2 separate regions of the Homo sapiens genome follow, and region 1 is linked to region 2. Evidence: chromatin loops called from intact Hi-C (ENCODE). Cell type or tissue: Calu3. All regions are shown on one strand. Each heading gives the region's core, and the rest is flanking DNA. Links, peaks and the distances in the headings are about the cores only. Region 1 has its middle 56 kb from the start of CARTPT. Region 2 has its middle 19 kb from the start of CARTPT.

Region 1 (5,381 bases), core at 138-5,137, 76 kb after region 2:
AAGTGATCTGCCCTCCCCAACCTCCCAAGTAGCTGGGACTACAGGCAAGCACCACCACACCTGGCTAATTTTTGTATCTTTAGTAAAGATGGGGCTTCACCACATTGGCCAGGTTGGTCTTGAACTCCTGAGCTCAAGCCATACATCCACCTTGGCCTCCCAAAGTGCTAGGATTACAGGTGTGAGCCACTGCACCTGGCCTAATACTCCCTTTTTTAAAAGTCTAGTCATGGTCGGCTGGAAATGAATGGGCAAGAATCCTCAGAGACCTAAACCCTCTGTTTAATCCACTAAGAAGTTACAACAAAGCCACCAGAGCAGAAATGACTCTGGAGATGATCCTTTGGAAGCAAAATGCCAGCTACTGTGATGGCCCATTATATAAAATCCTTGTCTTTGCTTGTTTGTTTTTGCTCTGATCTCATTTCTTTCCATCACCAGGGATCTCTTTAGAAATGTTTAGCTATCGGTACCCACTTCCAGCAGTTTGCCTGAAACGAGGTAGGTCAAGAAACCAAAATAAGGCCAACTTTTATCTGCGCTGTGAGCTCTATCAGGAAAAACTGTACACAATGTAAAATTTAAGATTTTAAATTCATGAAAGTGTCTTGAAATGAACAGTGCCCATTTTGAAATCTACTGATCTAGCCTTCCTCTGTGAAGTGATTCTCAGCTTTGACTGCACATCAGAGTCACTTGAGAGTGTTTTAAAAACTACTGATACCTGGGTCCTAACCTGAACAGGTCTGTTTAGTTCACCTGGCATGCAGCCAGGGCCTCAGGATTTTTTCTTTTTCTTCCTTTTTTTTTTTTTTTTGAGGCAGATTTCTTGCTCTGTCACCAGGCTGGAGTGCAGTGACATGATCTCAGCTCACTGCAACCTCCGCCTCCTGGGTTCAAGCGATTCTCATGCCTCAGCCTCCCAAGTAGCTGGGATTACAGGCATGCGCCACCACACCCAGCTGATTTTCATATTTTTAGTAGAAACGGGGTTTCACCATGTTGGCCAGGATGGTCTCAATCTCCTGACCTCATGATCCGCGCCCCCCAATCCGGCCTCCCAAAGTGCTGGGATTATAGGCGTGAGTCACTGCACCTGGTCAGGATTTTTCTTACTCAAAGTTTCTCAAGTGATTCTAATGTGCAGTCTGGGCTGTGAATCACTGATCTAAAAGAACACCTACTTACCGAGAAGTTAATACAAACTCACCCTTCCCTGAAAATGGGGGAGAGAAATGTACAATTACCTAGCAAATATGCAAGAATGATAATATCACAAAGCAGAAATTTATCTTAGGATCCTAACATTTTGGAGCTAGGAAGGAATTTAGAGATCATTGAGAGTGGTGGTTCTCAGAGCATGATCCCCAGACCAGCAGCATCAGTGTCAGGTGAAAACTTGTTAGCAATGCACATTCTGGGCTGGACGCAGTCGCTTCTAGCACTGTGGGAGGCTGAGGTTGGCGGATCACTTGACCTCAGGAGTTCAAGACCAGCCTGGGCAACAATTCGTTTATCATTCATAAGACCATCACTGTGGCCTTAAGGCTATACAAAAGCCACTTAAGACTACCCAAGAAGTCACTACATTCTGTCTCCTGGTATGATTGTCTTTAAACTATCCCCAGTGGTAGACTTTCAGATTTTTAGCCAGATTTCCAATTAAAAGTAACCTAACATCTTGCTCAGTGACATATTTCAGTGATCAAAACATTGCAATAAATTGAGTTGCCCTTGTGACGATTTAAACCCTTGATCCAGAAGCCCCACATGGCGGCGCATGCCTGTAAGCTACTCAGGAGGCTGGATGGCAGGATCCCTGGAGCCCAGGAGTTTAAGGCTGCAGTGAGCTATGATCATGTCACTGCATTCCAGCCTGGATGACAGAGCAAGCCCCTGTCTCAATCAATCATTAACTAATTTACATTTAAAAAATAAACATTCAATCCATCCTCACTGGGGATGGTGGTGAGAAGCCACAACCCTCCTCCTTTGAATGTTCTGTGTATTTGAGGACCAAAATTCTCAGTTTACTCTTCTGTCTATACCATCGTTCTTTCACCAAGTTTGAAAACATAGAGTGACTTACTGTAACCTCTGGCTTGCAGAAGAACATGTTGCCAGGTAGGGTTGGTTGCTACAAGCATTGAAACATGACTCTCCTAAATAAATCAATAAATAAGATTGTTGGAAGGATACAGATGCCTCTGACTCACAGATTCTCAGTAATCAGGGTTGTGCCAGGGACCCTGGAGCAGAGGTGAGTGAACGAACAGCTTCTTCAGGTCTACTTGAACTCAGTGTCATTCGTCTTCCATCTTTGTCTCTCTGCTAATGAGTCAAAGCACTTGAGAGAGTCCACCTGGCCAAGCCTCAACATGTGTCCAGCCCTTGGTGTCCAGGGCTCTTTGCTTGCCACACTGGCCAAGACTGTGCAGAACAGGAGAGGGGTAGTTCCCAAAGAGAATGAAAGTACAGTTACCAAAAGAAGACAGAGGGGTACCAAGAGGCTGAAGATAACCCTCAAGTCACTGACCAGATACTGCACCAGGCCAGGAGCCACGTCTTCTTATCTTTGTGTACCATCCCGAAGCCCGACACATAGTGAGCCCTCGGTAAATGTATGCTCATTTGAACAAAACAAGCTGTGACCAACTGGAGAATGGGTCTTCCTGGTAAATGATTGCCACCATGAGTCCCACCGAGCCCTGAGGTACATGCTTTCCTGTGGAATAAAAAAGGCTCTCAGCATACCCTATCTACCCTTCCCTCCAGTCCTCACCCCTCGGCCCACCTTCCCTAGCCATCCACTAGCAGAGAAAGAGGGAATCTGGAGAGGTGGAGAAAAGACTTAGGCATGTAGAAGGAGGGAAGGAAAACAATCACTGGGCCAGAAAGGCTGATTTTAATCCCCTCCCATCCTCCTCAGGTTCATACAGCGCGTTAGTAGCTGAACTAGAGCGAAACCGGTCCACACCCCGCCCAGTGTTCTCTCCACGACCGTGACCTCCCATGCATTAATGCTCAGTCTTCACAACTCGTTGCTAATGTGACATGGTCACTTAGACACAGCTTTTTTTTTTTTTTGAGACAGGGTCTCGCTCTGTTGCCCAGGCTGGGGTGCAGTGGCACGATCACAGTTCACTGCAGCCTTGGCCTCCCGGGCTCAAGTGATCCTCCCACCTCAGCCTTCTGAGTAGCTGGGACTACAGGCACACACTAGCATGCCTAGCTAATTTTTTATTTTTATTTTTTTGTAGAGACAGGGTTTCACCATGTTGCCCAGGTTGGTCTCAAACTCCTGGGCTCGCGCGATCTGCCTGCCTTGGCCTCCCAATGTGCTGGGATTACAGGCATGAACCACCATGCCCCAGCCTAGACACAACTTTTAACAATGAAAGAAAACATTGGTTTCTGCTAAACAATTTAATTCTATGGGAAGCTATTTCTGTATCTAAAAACACCACGGTAACCATTACATCCAGCAATAAATACCATAATATACACTTATAGAGCAAAACTTACCAACAAGTCTTAAAGGTCTGTGTATACTTTAACCTGTACACTTTTATCCAACAACACTATTGCTAAAAATGTATCCTAATAATCACAGATATGTAAAGAAACTAAACAGATGTTCACTGCAGCATTATCTGTAATGTGGGAAACCAGAAAAAACCTACAGGTACAACAATAGGGGAGTAGTTAAATCAAAGGGAGGATTCATGCACTGCATTATCGTGCAACATCAGAGTTATTGCAGAATATTAGGCTGGGTGCGGTGACTCACACCTGTAATTCCAGCACTTTGGGAGGCCAAAGTGGGTGGATCACCTGAGGTCAGGAGTTCGAGACCAGCCTGGCCAACATGGTGAAACCCCGTCTCTACTAAAAATACAAAAATTAGCTGGGTGTCGTGACGCGCGCCTGTAGTCCTAGCTACTCAGGAAGCTGAGGCAGGAGAATCACTTGAACCCCGGAGGCGGAGGTTGCAGTGAGCCGAGATCATGCCACTGCACTCCAGCCTGGGTAACAGAGTGAGATTCCATCTCAAAAAAGAAAAAAATTTGCAGAATATTAAATTTCATGTAAACAGGTCATTATATTTACAATACATTAAGTGAAATGCAGATTACAGAATAACATGTAGCACACAGCATTTTTGCAAAAAAAAAAAAATTCGTAAAGATAGAAAAAGACTAGTACACGAAAAATATTAATAGCAGTTATCTCTAGGTAGTGAGATTATGAAGCTTTTTTTTCACTTTATTTTCTTCACTTTGTCTTCCTAAATTTTCCGCAAGTAACATTGTTAGATTTTTAGATTACAAATAACTTTAAGACAAAAATTATTTCTAATTATCCGGTAGATAAAGGAATGTCATTAACAGTGCTGTGGCTGAAAAATGTTGAATACATTTTCTACAGGAACGTTTAAAATTAGTCTGAGTATTCTAAAATTCTACCTGTTTTTCTTCTGAGTTCACTTCTTACAATCAACACTTACTGAATTACACTTAAAAAAATTGTTTTTCTTGGTTGAGCACAATGGTTCATGCCTATAATTCCAGCACTTTTGGAGGCCAAGGCAGACGGGTCACTTGAGTCCAGGAGTTTGAAGCCAGCCTGGGCAACACGGCGAAAACACATCTCTGCTAACACAAAAATTACAAAATACAAAAATTAGCCGGACGTGATGGCATGTGCCCGAGTCCCAGCTACTCAGGAGGCTGAGGTGAGAGGATCACTTGAGCCCAAGGGGTAGAGGCTGTAGTGAGCCAAGATCACGCCACTGCACTCCAGCCTGGGCACTGGAGCGAGACCCTGACTCAAAAAAAAAAAATTTTTTTTTCTACTCCAGCTTACTTCTAACATCTGGTTCTGGGTATATTTTCCTTGCGATAACTTCTCTGTGAAATCATCACCTTCTAAGACCTTATTCTCCCTGAAAAATACTTCTCTTGCTTACCCTAAAAAGTAGCACAAACATGTGACTTGGTTTGTGAAAGACAAAGCTGCCAGACATATTGAACCACTGATCTCAGAAAACTAACAGCTGGGAAACAAAATCATCCCTGCCCTATGGTAAACTCTCCTCTAGGGTCAATTAAATGACTCCCTAGAATGCTAATGCACACATATTATGTGACTGGTATCATACTGAAATCTATATTGAAAGTCATGAAGCAGGTATCTTGAGCGAAGGCTTCTAAGAATTTTCAAAAGCTGATATGCAAACAAAGTATTCAGTCATGATGATGTTACAGGCAGCGAGCACACATCCCAGTTCAAACTGGGATGAGTCGGTCCCAGTTCAGACCTGTTTCCCAGTGTAGTTATTATTAAGACCCCCTTTTTCTCACTCTCAAAAGCCCCAATGT
Region 2 (5,381 bases), core at 311-5,310:
TTAAGAGAAGAATATAAAGTTTATCAGTATACAGGAAATCTCATGCAATGATGGTGAAAGTGTAAATTGATGCAACCATTTGAAAAACTTGTCAGCATTATAAGTCAGTATTTAAATTTTTGAGTAACCACATTAAACAGGTAAAAAGAAACAAATGAAAGTAATTGCAATAATATATTATACTTTACTATATCTAAAATAATATTATTTTAGTAATATATTAAAATATTATTATTAATATTATTAACATGGAATCAATATTGAAATAATTATTAATGAGATTTTTTTCATAATATCCAGGATGCATTTTACACATTCAGAGGCTGAATTATCACTGGAAATCTTTGATCTCTATTTAGATTTTATAAAACTGACAGCTGAAAAAGTCATGGACATACTAAAATTGTTCCAAGCATACTTAAAAATTTTCCAATAACTACATTTCAGTATTTAAATTAAAATTAATTAGAATTAAATTAAATATTCAGTTCATCATTAATAGTAGCTGCATTTCAAGTACTCAGTAGCCACCTGTGGCCACAGTATTGAACAGCCATAGTCTTATAAGTTGGACATTTATATACTCTTTGCTATGGTTTGAATATGCCCCCCAAATTTTGTGTGTGGGGAACTTAGTCCCCAAATTCATAAGTCGATTGGAGGTGGGGCCTTTGAGAGATAATTAGGATTAGGTAAGTTCATCAAGGTGGGAACCTCATGATGGACTGATGGCCTTATAAGAAGAGGAAAGACCTGAGCTAACAGGCATGTGCTTGCCCTCTCACCACAGGATGCCCTCCGCCATGTTATGACACAGCAAAAAGGTTCTCACCAAATGCCAGTGCCATGCTCTCTGACTTCCCAGCCTCTAGAATCATGAGCTGAATAAACTTATTTTCTTTATAAATTACCCAGCCAGTGGTACTCTGTTATACCAACATAAAATGAACTAAGACACCCTTTTGACCCATTAATTCTACTCCCAAACAAATTCCCAATATCAGTAGTTGTCTGCAAGCATCAAAATATCTGGAGGGCTGGTTAAGACACAGATTTCTGTATCCCACCTCAGAGTTTCTGATTCAATGCGTCTGGTATGAGGTCTAAGAATTTGCATTTCTAACCGTTTCCCACATGATACCGAAACTGCCCTAAATGATGTGTATGAGAAAGTCTATTGCAGACTCTGTGATAGCGAAAGAATGGACTCTAATAGCAGAAGAATGGACTTTTGTAAAGGATGGTATAAACACACAATAGAATACTATACAAAACTGGAAACGATGTGTTGTCAAATAAAACAATAGGGATAAAACTTAGAAGTATAATATTGACGTTTTTAGTAAAGTAATTTCAAGAAGACTGCAGACAGTATGTTGCTCTTTTTATAAAACTCAGAAACAAATGATATATTATGTGGACATAATTTTTTAAAAAACTCTTTTATTTTAAAAAACAAAGGAATAAAAAACACAAAATTGGGAATAGTGGTTGCCTCCAGGGATAGAGGGGAGACATAAAGTTTAAACTAGATTCACGGATGTTCATTTTATTATTATGCTTTATAAATTATATACATGTCATGTTATTCTGAAGTATCATATATAACGGTAAAGAAAATAAAATAGAAAAATTAAAATTATACTATATATCACAGAATTTCAAATATATTTTAAAAATTCATGCATTTATAGATGCAAAGAAAAAATCTGGAAAACATAGAAGAATGTTAACAGTGCTTATTTCTGGGTTTTAGAGTTTGAATATGTTTTTTTCTTTCTCTATAAAATATGTTTTCTATAATAAACATGCAGTGCTTTATAATTAGACAAGTTTGTTTCTTTTTATCTTCACCACATATGGAATTCAATTTGCTATTCTCAGTTATTCCCCAAACCCTCTGTACATTTCTGTACTACCTCAGTACCAAACCTCAAAAATAATCCACTTCTATTATCTACAACATATGTCTTAGAGGCCTTTTTGTGTTTTCATTAATGTTAATAGCAACAAAGACAGCTGACTTTTATTGAGTGCCTACTATGTGTTCTTGTGTTCTGAGTTTTTAATGAATAAACTTGGTTAATTCTTACAAAAAAAGCTACGTACAATTATTCTTCTCATTTTACAAGTGTAGAAAAGGAGGTATGATGCTTACTTAAGCAGCTTGATTAAGTTGCTCCTCCCAAGCCATACCACTAAAAAGGTGGTTTCCCATCAATGGTATCAGTGAGGAGGAAAGCAAGAGTTTTCATTTCATAACTAAGTCCTGTTTTGTGGCACATTTTCTCAGAAATAACTTGGAGATATTTTCTACATACCAACCAAACGTGGGGAAAGGACTCATGGAAAATTTATTAGATTTCCTGATCTGATAAATTAAAACAAGCAATTGTAATTACTGCCAATGACAGAACTTCCTGACCAAAATCAATATCTGTCTCAATGAGTAGTGTTTGGCTATTCTCAGCCTAATCAAGACAAGCAGAAACCTGGATGACATCAGCAGTGGTCGGTCAGGGTCAAAAAAGCCTTCAGCTTCCTCAGGCCCCAGAGACTCCTACAATTTGGTTCACCTTTAAAGAAAAGAGCCCCAAATCCATTAACTGTGTTATTAACTGCTAGAGAAAGTTCTGTGACTGTTTCTCTCATTTTCTGTGTGCGTAGATATTTCATCTTTGATGCTGAGATAATCAATCATCAAAGTTGCAAAATACAATGGGAAATAGAAGTTGATTTTTTTTTTAAGCAGCATCATGCTGGGATACTGAGGCCCCCTCAGTTCACAGGTTTTGCTTTTCAATCAAAAGTGGCCTGAGTCATCACCAAGCAATTTATCTACTTTTATTTTAATAAAATCCTCAAATATATCGTCTCCTCTACCCAAGCCAGCACCAAGGCCCTTTGGGAGCTTCATGTTTCTCTCTTCTTTTCTCTCTTTCTACCTTTCTTATGCCTTAGTGATAACTTCAAGTCTTTAGAAGCCCCAACTCCTTCCAAATAAATAAATAAATAAATAAATAAATAAATAAATAAAGTCTACTTAATTTCATGTCAAGGAAGTAAGCACCTGCAAAAAACAAAATCGTAAATCCATAATGACAGAAAACTTGGGTATATTTGTGGGAGCCAGCCTGAGCAGTGGGGTTTGGGTCTGACCAGGTTCAGAGTGACCACGGAGGCCATTGAAAGTTGTGTTAGACCAAGCTGGCGGCTTGGCTCAGCTATCCGGAAGGGCAGAGCCACACCCCAGTCCAGTAGGTAAGGACAAGGGATTTGTCTAGGCAGAGAAACCAACACACAAACAATCCTTCTCATTAGACGAAAATCTATAACTTAGAACGATGAATCACCTACAGTCCTCACAGTTGGTTTGAGAGAGCAGTTTCCTCTCTAAGTAAAGCCTAGAGTCTGCCAGGATTTAAATAGAAAGGAACTCAGAAAAAAAAAAATCTTCAGGTGGAAGGAGCAGCAGAGCGCAGTAGTTATAGTCACAAGTTTTGGTTCAAATCCCCTTCGGACACTCACCAGGTGTGTGAGACTTTAAGTTCACTCACTGAACTCTTTCAGCCCCAGTTCCTTCATCTGTAAATATGAAGAAAGGATCTATGCCATACATTTTTTGGGATGATTAAATATGACCATGCATATGAAGTGCCTAGTTCATAAGAACTCTATAAGTAGTAGTTGCAAGGGTCAGCTGAATGAGGACTTCCTGTGTTGTACAACTTTAGAGAGCACCATTCATACAGAATTCAATGAGAACAGTACTCCGTGGAGTTGTGCAATATGGCAACCCCACAGCTAAAGCTGAGCTCTTATTCTTTTGCTGATACCCTCAGCCTCACAGATACTCTATTCTCCACCAACTTTCCTTTAAAATGCTGGCCTATTAAAGACATTTTTTTCTTCCTTTTCCATGGCACAGCTGAGAAACATTGAAATTTTCCAAAGAAATATCGCTAAAGACCAGCAAACAGTCCAAATATGAAATTAACTGTGCCATTTGGCCAGGCACGGTGGCTCACACCTCTAATCCCAACACTCTGGGAGGCCGAGGCGGGCGGATCACCTGATGTCAGGAGTTCGAGACCAGCCTGGCCAACATGGTGAAACCCTGTCTCTATTAAAAATACAAAAAATAGCTGGGCATGGTGGTGCACAGCTGTAATCCCAGCTACTCAGGAGGCTGAGGCAGGAGAATCACTTGAACTCGGGAGGCAGAAGTTGCAGTGAGCCAAGATCACGCCACTGCACTCCAGCCTGGGTGACAGAGCAAGACTCTGTCTCAAAAAAAAAAAAAAGAAGAGAAAACTGTGCCATTTGCAGTAATTTCAAAAATAATAAAGTATTTAGAAATAAATTTAAAGAGATGCAAAACTTGTACTCTAAGAATTACACAATATTATTGAAATAAATTAAGGAAGCCCTCAAAAAGTGGAAAAACAATCTACATTTATGGGTCAGAAGACACTGTTAAGATGGTAATGCTCCTGAAATTTATCTACAAATTCAGTGCAGTTGCTATCAAAATTCTAGCTGCTCTTTTTGCAGAAATTAACAAGATGATCTAAAATTCATGTGGACATGCAAAGCGTTCATAATGACTAAAACAATCTTGAAAAGAAGAACATAGTTGGAGGGCTCATACTTCCTGATTTCAAAATGTCCTGCAAAGCTACAGTAGTGAAGACAGTGTGACACTGGCATAAGTATATACATATAGATCAATTGAATAGAATTGAGAACTCAGAAATAAACACTCACTGGCCAGGTGCAGTGGCTTATGCCTGTAATCCCAACACATTGGGAGGCCAAGGCAGGCCTTGCTTGAGCCCAGGAGTTCGACACTAGCCTGGGCAACATGGCAAGACCTCATTTCTACAAAAAATACAAAAGTTAGCTAGGCATGGTGGTGTGTGCCTGCAGTACCAGCTACTCTGGAGGCTGAGGTAGGAGGATCACTTGAGCCTGGGAGCTGGAGGTTGCGGTGAGCTGAGATCATACCACTGCACTCCGGCCTGGGTGACAGAGCAAGAAGCGGCCTCAAAAAATTAAAGAGAGGAAGGGAAGGGAAGGGAGAAGAAAGAAAGAAAGAAAGAAAGAAAGAAAGAAAGAAAGAAAGAAAGAAAGAAAGAAAGAAAGAAAGAAAGAAAGAAAGAAAGAAAGAAAGAAAGAAAAGAAAAGAAAAGAAAAGAAAAGAGAAAGAAAGAAGGAAAGAAAGAAAGGAGAAAGGAAGGAAGGAAGAGAGAGAAAGAAAGAAAATATTTACATTTTCAGCCAATTGATTTTCAACAAGGGTAGCAAGACAATTCTGTGGGTAAAGAATAGTCATGGTGCTGGGACAACTTAGATACCCATTTGTAAAGAATAAAGTTGGA

The links. A loop is a pair of places that touch in the nucleus more often than their neighbours do. Peaks named below come from ENCODE experiments on the same cell type or tissue, not always from the same donor. Only the 100,000 strongest peaks of a DNase experiment are listed, where the experiment ranks them.
Region 1: it touches region 2 in a loop (5-fold over the local background); 2 of 110 quality-filtered maps call a loop at or near these places.

The regions. Positions count from the first base shown.
Region 1 is chr5:71,660,203-71,665,583 of GRCh38, reverse strand. No RefSeq gene overlaps it. Among named protein-coding and RNA genes, the nearest start is that of CARTPT, 56 kb to the left of the region's middle. In Calu3, for the core only: no CTCF peak of the experiment used is centred there; DNase peaks (open chromatin) are centred at 763 and 2,203.
Region 2 is chr5:71,735,979-71,741,359 of GRCh38, reverse strand. No RefSeq gene overlaps it. Among named protein-coding and RNA genes, the nearest start is that of CARTPT, 19 kb to the right of the region's middle. In Calu3, for the core only: no CTCF peak of the experiment used is centred there; DNase peaks (open chromatin) are centred at 2,519 and 3,229.